2 separate regions of the Homo sapiens genome follow, and region 2 is linked to region 1. A link is a loop called in an ENCODE intact Hi-C map of the cell type or tissue named here. Cell type or tissue: K562. All regions are shown on one strand. Links, peaks and the distances in the headings refer to the core of each region. The heading gives the core; the rest is flanking DNA. Region 1 has its middle 71 kb from the start of ADCYAP1R1. Region 2 overlaps LOC105375220 (a long non-coding RNA gene).

Region 1 (4,388 bases), core at 137-4,136:
TCATTTATCTTTGCAGTTAGGGGCAGGCTTCACACCTTCAGGAACCAAGGGGCTACTCTCACCAAAGCCCAGACCTCATCCCAGCCTGCCCCATGGCTCCAGAGCTGGCTGAGAACCAGGCAGCGGAAATGACTGGGTGGGGAAGAGCTGGCAGCTGGCTCAGAGCTGGATAGCTTAGTTGGGAGTCTTCTGTTGCCCCTAGAATCCACTGGGACTGGCCCCAGGGTTGGTAGAAGCCATGGAGAGTTCTCCCATGAAAGCCCAATCCTCATCCTCATCCTCACTTCCTGGGAAAGGAGTAGGCAGGTTCCAGGCCTCACACTTAGGCCCTGGAAATGATGTAGTGGCAATGGAAAGGCCCCTCCCTGGGAAAGGGACCTGGCAGTTTGCAGTCCTTATTTGCTCCCAAGAAAGAATTTTGCTGGAAAGGAGTCCTCCCACCAGAGTGAAAGGGATACAGAGGAAAGGATTAGGTTGCGAAGGGCATGATTTATATCTTTGGGGGGAAATTTAAGGAAACACTGCTCTCTGTCGCCCACTCAAGCAATCAAAATATCAGACCCAGCCCTGGTCCTCAGAATGTCCCCATCTTCAGCTTTGACTGGCCCCCCAATGACTGGCTAGAGCCCCATCCCTGATTGGAACCACACACTCAGCTCTGAGGAGAGGTTTGCCTGCCCTGTGGCCTATGGGAGACCCAGGCTGCACTGAGCTTCTCAGCAACACCAGGCCTGAGATTGGGCCCAGCCCATGGGGCAGTGTGAAAGGAAAAGAAATCTCAGGATCAAATCAGTAGGCCAAAGAGAAAAGTGAAGTTGGGAACTGGGGGCAAACCTGTCTCTCATTTTATTGCTAAATGAGATAGCTACAAAGATTAAAAAAAAAAATCCTCCCTCCCTCCCTCGCTCACAATTTGCCCACTGGGAAATTCCTTCTGGGACCCAGTGTCTCAACCCTGAAACAGTTCTGTTGAATTTCACCCCGACAAAGTACACTGATAGCTTCTCTTCATAGGTACGGGACAAAGAACAGGACTCAAAGCCATCCCTCGGCTCCCCTGAGACAAATGCATATCTGATTGCTTCCTCTGCCCTATGTTTATTTTATCTTAGGTAAAAGTGCAGATCCACTGAGCTAGATGAATTCATAAGTGACTGTTCCTCTACCCCTTCTGGCATAGAGAAAAGCTGATCAAACTCAAAAGAATGCGACTGTTTGCCTCTTATGAACTCACACCTTTTAAAAATGTCTTCCTCTTCCCCCAGTAGCTACCCTTTCCCCTCTAAGTATTGAAGTCCTCAAAATCATCTTTGGAGAAAGGCACAGACCTGTCTCTCGGGCATGAATCCTTAACCTTGACAAAATAAACTTCTAAATTGAGACCTGTTGCAGGCACCTTTTGGTTTACAGTAGCAAACCTGGAAGCACAGAAAGGCAGATCCCAAGCAGAGGAACACTTACAGCGGGCCGTGACCCAACCACAGTCACTTAGCCTGAGTGGCGGGTGAGGCAGCAGACAACAGAATATGTCTGGAACTCAGAGCCACTCCTCCCCCAGCCAAGCTGCCCCTCAACAAGTTCCCCATCTTGGCTTCTTAGGGCAAAATTCAGCGTCTGGGTGTGCACTGCCCTCTTCTGGTCATTTGGTTGGTAACACGAGCAGCCAAGAGCTCCCCTTTGGAAATAGCAGGAGCTCTTTCCAGTTCCGATTTTTCTGCCAACCAGGCTTGTTTCCACACAATGACTCATAAGTGAGATAATGAAGGGCAAGAACAAGTTAAAATATTTACTATAATTTACATTTGGAGGAAAAACTTTAGTCTTACATTGCCTGTAGAAAGAATGTGTCCTACAGAGGATTTTGCAGTGGTTTAACCCTTTATATTTTTTTGATAAAGCACACATTTACTTTTTTTTTTCTGATCATACAGAAAACTTATTTATTGAGACCACATAAATATAAGAAGCATGGCTTTGGTGTCATTTAGAAAGTGAACATGTGTCTAAGAATTTTCACACTAGATTGTAAACACTAACATAACTGATCTATCCATCTTTGGATTTTCATTGAGATATTTACTAAGTCCATCATCCGATGCTTTTGAGGACATGAAAGTTAAAGAGATAAGAATCTTGATCTCAAGAAGCTTTATTATTTTTAAGAATGTTAATAAAGACTCTAAAAAGAAGGCAAACAGGGAAATGCATCCTCCCCAAAGCTGCTAGTGCCAGGACTAGGCGCCTTCCCCAGTCCAGCGGCTGCAGGTTGGGTTGCTAAGAGCTTACCCTGCCCTCTTCTGCAGACAATTGCTGGCAGATTTCTGAGGGGTAAGACTACCCCCTTCACCTTTCTCATCCAGGGTGGCCGGTAGCCAGTGACTGAGGGATGTAGGGGTAACCGCCCAGCCGCCTTGCCTCTGGTTGGGACCACCTCTGTGGTTGACATCAGTGGCTCCTGCTGGATCAGCATGAGGCTGATTCTGCTGAGGTCTGGCTCCTTCCTCCACCCATCCCCGCTTCCTCACTGCCCTTCAGTGTCTCCCCATGCACTCCTTCTGTAAGATCCCTGCTCAAGGATCTCTACTTCAGGCTCTACTGCTACAGAATCTAGACAAAAACATGTGCCATCAACAAGGCCCAGAAAAGATAAGGTCCAGTTTCAGGATTAGGGAAAACTTGCCTTGAAGGTCAGGTTAGATCTAGGCATGGAAGAACTGTTCATCTAGCCTACTGACACTTATTGACTGAGTGCCTTCAATGAGCTGGGCACTCTTCCAGGCCTTGGGGCATAGCAGCAGATATGACAATCTTGTTATCGCTGGCACAATAATTCTAGCAGAGAGGGAAAGAAACAGGAAACAAATAATGGAGAATAAGATGAATTCAGTTAAGTTCTTTTTTTTTTTTTTTGGAGACGGGGTCTTACTCTGTCTCCCAGGCTGAAGTGCAGGGACTGGACCACAGCTCACTGCAGCCTTGACCTCCTGGGCTCAATTGATCCTCCCACCACCTCCTGGGTAGCTGGGATACAGGTGTGCACCACACCACACCTGGCTAATTTTTTTGTTTTTTTTTTTTTTTTTTTTTTAGAAATGGGGTTTCTCCATATTGCCTAGCCTGGTCTTGAACTCCTGGGCTCAAGCGATCCACCCACCTCAGCCTACCAAAGTGCTGGGATCACAGATGTGGCCACCGTACCTAGACAACTTATGTTCAATAGTGAAAATAAAATATGGCAACCAGATACTGTCACCAGATCCATTTTCCTACAATTCTCCAAAAATTTACCCTTGAGAAATTAGGTGATTCATTTATCTAGTTATAACAATTGGAACCTTTCTCCTGTCATAATTCTTCATCTCTGATGGTACTGGCTCAGTCAACGTCAACTTCCATTGAGTTCCTGCTGAGGATACTCACTTTAAATCATGGCATTGACACCAAACTTATTCTATAGTCTGTATTTGGGGTCTGGCACAGTGGCTCACACCTGTAATCTCAGCACTTTGGGAGGCCCCAGCAGGAGGAGCCCTTGAGCTCAGGAGTTTGAGACCAACTTGGGCAACATAGTGAGACTTCGTCTTTACTAAAAATAAAAAAAAAAATTAGACAGGGGTGGTGGTGCATGCCTGTGGTCCCAGCTACTTGGGAGGCTGAGGTGGGAGGATCACTTGAACCTGGGAGACGGAGGCTGCAGTGAGCTGAGATCGCACCACTGCACTCCAGCCTAAGTGACAGAGTAAGAGTCTGTCTCAAAAACAAAACAAAATGAAACAAAGCAAAGCAAAATAAAACAAAAAACAAAACCCAAAATAAACCAAAGTCTGTAGTTGGGATCTTGAAACATTCTCTGGGCTTTCCATGTAACATTACAAGCACTGAAGCATGTTGTTTGGGTTCTGGACTCACCGCAGAGAGGCAGCCTTCTAAAGCAGCGGTTCCCAATCTTTTTGGCATCAGGGACTGGTTTCATGGAAGACAATTTTTCCAGGGACTGGGTGGCAGGAGGATGGTTTTGGGATGAAACTGTTCCACCTCAGATCATCAGGCATTAGATTCTTGTAAGGAGAATGCACCTAGATCCCTCCCTGTGCAGTTTACAATAGGCTTGAGCTCCTGTGAGAATCAAATGCAACTGCTGATCTGACAAGAAGCGGAGCTCAGGCGGTAATGCTTGCTCATCTGCCACTCCCTCCTGCTGCGCAGCCCAGGTCCTCTGGTCTAAAGGAAGGCAGCCAATACCTGTGACTACCCAAGAGATGCCCCTGGGACAAAGGAACTGTGCCTTTGAGAGAGCCCAGGGTTGACGCATCCTGCATAGCTGCTCTCTTGATTCCATTCTCCATGCCAATGTCCTGCAGCCACACTGTCCTTTGATCCCATAAGCC
Region 2 (4,388 bases), core at 257-4,256, 380 kb before region 1:
TTCTAGGGACGTGGCCCCAGGCCTTCCCAGAGGTCAGAGGCCCCAGGTTCTCGACCATATGGATGGACAGCCTGAGTCCCGGCTCTGCCCTGCTGGTCAGCCTCAGCCGACCATTTCCTGAGGCTCCATCACCACCAGATCCGTCGTAACCTGGACAGAGCCCAGGCTCCAATGCTGCCCCTGCCACTGACCACTTAGCACTCTGGGTGGGGCCAGTCCCCTCCCCTCCCAGACCTCGGCTTCCCCACCTGCAGGAACAGGAGCTTGGCCTAGAGGTCTTCTAGCTCTCACAGGTGCCTTTCCACTTTAAGAACCTGAGATCCTGTTCCTCTGGTGGAAAAACCAGCCTCCCCAGGACCTGTCCCACACCCCAGCCAACAGGACATTTCATGTCTGTTGCAGATGCTCTTGCTGCCTCTTCCCATTCCCTCAGCATGCTGGCTGAACTTCCCACAGCCAGCACCTGTGAGTCTTCACTCGAGGCTTCTCTCTTGGGCTGCACTGTCCAAATACAGGTGAGTTGGACATGCTGGGGAATTAACGCCCCTCAGGAGCAGCCCTCTGTCATGATGACAGGAGTCGGTGGGCAAGTGTTGCAGCTCCCGGGGTGGGATAACTCCGAGCCATGTGCTCTACGCTGGCCCCAGAGCCCCCAGCACAACGGCGTTCCAATTGCCCACAGCGGTAAGGGTTTGATGACACCCTGTTTGGCTGCCTGCTCTGCTTTCCTTCCCACGTCCTAATTGATGTTTCCTGGGATCTCCCTCCAAATCAACTATCAGCACTGAAATCCTTGTCTTAGAGTCTGCTTCTATGGGAATCCAAACAAAGATAGTATCCAGCTAAGTCACTTTTTGTTCATGATCTTTGGTATGGGGTAGTGTAAGGGACAGACCCCTAGGCGGGGTGCTGGGGGAACCCTTGCTTTTCACTTGTGACCTTGGGACCAGGTAACAGGAATGAAGAGGTAGGGCTGAGACCTGACCTGCTTTTAGGGGGAGCTGTGGGGCAAGACTGTAGATGCTCTGGTCATGACTTCCCCTCTCGGTCAGGCCCTCTTCTGCCAGGCTGGCCTCAGACACTGGGGCCCTTGCAGGCAGCCACAAAGCAGATGCCGTCGTTGATGGAGCATGTCTCAGAGCAGCTGATGGGGCACACCTCTGCACCTGGCAGCCAGCCTCCTGCATGGCCTTCTCCACCGTCTCCTTCTCTGGGTGGAGCCCAAAGAACTTCTTGGAGCCTACCATATAGTGGGAGTGCAGGGCAGCCATGGTGACCAGGTTCCCATCTGCTTTCAGCAGGCTGGCCAGCCTCTGCAGGGCTGCCCAGTACATGTCCACATCAGGACAGGCACTCTTCAGGGGACACCTGGATTGACCCCAGTGGATGCAGCTTGGTCATATCGCACTTCAGCAACCACGTGACTGTCCAGCAAAGCTGGTTCTCCTTCTCATGCCACCTGCTTCTATGGAGGAGGGTCACAGAGATGACATAATGATTGTGATAGCAGCCCCTCAGCCCTCACCACCACCCTCTGGGCAAAGCCTGTGACTTATCCTGTTCAGCAACTCTTTGAGCGAGATTATTATTTTCCTCATTATACAGATGAAGAAACTGAGGCATAGACTTGCTCACGTCTACACAGCTGTAGGTGACAGTGGATTCGATAACTCCCCTTCCCCTCCTCCTGCGCCTCTTTCTTTTAAACAATTGAATAGTTTTTGGTATATTACATTATTAATTTCATTAAGTAGTAAACTATATTACAAAATTGGCCATTTTGATCAAAGTGTATGGTTCCGTGACATTAATTGCGCTCACACAGTTGTGCGCCCGTCACCAACTGTCTTTCCAACATTTTTGCATCATTCCATATGTAAACCCTGTACTCATTAAACAGTAACTCCCCATTCCCCATTCTCCCTCCTGGCAGCCCCTGGTAACCTCCAATCTACTTTCTGTTTCTGGATTTGCCTATTCTAGACGTTTCATGTATGGGGAGCCTACAGTATTTGTCCTTCCCTGTTTGGTTCATTTCACTTAGCGTAACATCTTTAGGTTCAGCCATGCCGGAACTCCCTGCTTCTTGAAACACACTCTTTACTTGGCTTCTTGAGGCACTTCACCCTCGTGGTTCTCCCTTTTTCTGTCTCCCTGAACACCCTCCTCCACTCCCTAGCCTTAGAACACAGCATCTCCTCCCCATCCACACTTAGCCACTTGATGGCCTCAGCCGTCCACGGATGACTCCCAGGTCAGGCTCCAGCCCTGGAGTCTCTGGGAGGCCCAGACATGCACAACCAGGGGCTCCTCCGTGGGTATCTCCACTTCAGTGTCAGGCAGGTGACTCCAACACATTGCCCAGGCTGAGAAGTCAACATCTGCTGCCATACCTGCTCCTTCCTTGTCATTTCCCTCCTAATACTGGCAACTCCATCCTTCTTGTGGCTGTGGCCAAAAACCTTGGAGTTGCCCTTGACTCTTCTCTCTCTCTTACATCCAAACCATCAGCAAATCCTGTTGGCTCCGCCTGCAGAGTGATTCCAAACTCCAGCCACCTCCAGCCCCTGCAGGCCTCCTGCTGTTGGCTCTTCCCTGGAGGATGCCAGCACCTGCTGCTGCTCTGCCCAATGCTGCCCTCGCCTCCCAAGGCCTAGCATGATGAACAGTTCTTTAAGAAATGTAGAGGCTATCATGCCATTCTCTTCTCCAGTGCCTGGGAGATCCACGGCACCATCCTCCCTCCTTACCGTGGCCCTCAAGGCCCCACAGGATGTGGTCTCCGCCTCCCTGACACCTAACTCTCCTCCTCACTCCACCCCTCGCACAGCACCCTTTTCACTGTCCTCGACACACGGGCGGCTCCCCGCCACCACTGGGCCTTTGCCCTTGCTGCTCATGCTGCCTGACACTCCCTTTCCTCGGGTCTTTATGCCTTTTCTCCCTTCCTTCGCTGGGACACCACTTGGAGTGCTCCTCGGAGAGGCCCTTTCCCACCATCCCACCACCCACAGTGCCCCACCTCGCTCTGGCAACTCCTACAGTTTGCAGTGCACACCCTGCCCAACTGTGCATGGCGGCCCTAAATCATCTGAGCTGTAGTTCTTGCTATTACTACTGACTGGCTGTTTGACCTTACCTGGGCTGGCCTCCTCTCTCCCTGCTCTCTTACCTGAGCCTCAGTCTCCCCTTGTGTGCACTGAAGGACTTGGTGATAGTCTCTACTGGCTCACCCCATTCTGATACCCGAGGGCAGGGATTTGTAAACTAAGCTATGTGGTTTGCCTTTGGATATCCATGAACTCTGTCAGTTTTGTGTAGAAAATTTGTGTGTGTTTGTGTGTGTGTGTGTATCAGAACTTTCATCAGATTTTCAGAGGGATTCAAGAGCCCAGAAAGGCTACAAAGCCTGGCTTTATGGACTGTCTGCAGGGGAGGCTGGCAGAGACAGAGAGACAGCCGGCAGTGTGTTCATTATGTCTGTTCTCTAATTTTCCCTCAGCATGAGCCTGTGAGCCCCAAGCTTCTCCCATTTTATAGGTGAAGAAACTGAGGCCCACTGGCAGAGACTCATGCCCAGCTCCTTGGCCTCCACGGCCCGTGCTCAGACCCCATTGAGCTGCCACCTGGCAGAGGCCCTCATGGGTTCATAGAGCTTGACTGGGCTGACTTTGCAGCATCTTTGGTGAGCAGTGGCCAGAGGATGGGGCCGCTTGCCTCCAACCTGCAGGTCTTGCTGTCAGCTGTAACCCTGTACTGCCCCCAAAGTGGAGACCAGCCATTCACCTGAAGAGAAGCTTTGAAAGAGGGTTTCCAGGTTAGATTTCAGGATTTCATTTTTGGTCACAGTGCTGAGTCGAAGGCGTAGTAGGTCAGTAAGTAGTCCCGGGGGTGGAGCTCTTTCTCACAGTCTTTTCCTCCTGTATACAGGTTGCCCTCCAACTGGCTGAGGACCCCTCGGTGCCTTCCCACTCTTCAGTCATGGTAGGTACACCCCTGCCCTTCCAGCCTTTCCCACCAGGAGTTTCACAGCCTCCTGGAACCAGCGCCTGCCTCTCAGGGAGGTGCTCAGATTCCTCACAGATGAAGCCAGAGACACAGTGTGAGCTTTTCTGGCTGGAGTTTATCTGCTTGATACATTACCAAAATCATAAGAACGCAACAGGATCACCAGGGCCAGGTCTCACGGGTTCCTGCTTCGACATGGTGTTTTGAGTGTAGGGGCTGCTGGAGGCAGGGAGGGAGAGACTTACACAGAGGGACACAGACACAGAATGAGAGAGACAGACAGGCAAAGAGACAAACGGAGACAAAGACAGAGGCAAAGAGAGATCAAGGGTCTGCAATATTTCAAGGATGTTTCACTCTTGGAGTTTGGTGGGAAAACA

Evidence for each region. A loop is a pair of places that touch in the nucleus more often than their neighbours do. Peaks named below come from ENCODE experiments on the same cell type or tissue, not always from the same donor. Only the 100,000 strongest peaks of a DNase experiment are listed, where the experiment ranks them.
Region 2: a loop joins it to region 1, with 14 times the contacts of the local background. A loop is called at or near these places in 14 of 110 quality-filtered maps.

Annotation. Positions count from the first base shown.
Region 1 is chr7:31,121,154-31,125,541 of GRCh38, forward strand. No RefSeq gene overlaps it. Among named protein-coding and RNA genes, the nearest start is that of ADCYAP1R1, 71 kb to the left of the region's middle. In K562, for the core only: CTCF peaks have their summits at 1,638 (motif pointing left) and 3,518 (motif pointing right); a DNase peak (open chromatin) is centred at 1,648; H3K27me3 peaks cover 178 bases.
Region 2 is chr7:30,741,353-30,745,740 of GRCh38, forward strand. It overlaps LOC105375220 (a long non-coding RNA gene), which reads left to right. Exons shown (of 3, transcript XR_001745154.2): 2 at 403-515; 3 at 3,931-4,388. Among named protein-coding and RNA genes, the nearest start is that of INMT, 8.6 kb to the right of the region's middle. In K562, for the core only: CTCF peaks have their summits at 2,221 and 4,028; a DNase peak (open chromatin) is centred at 2,219.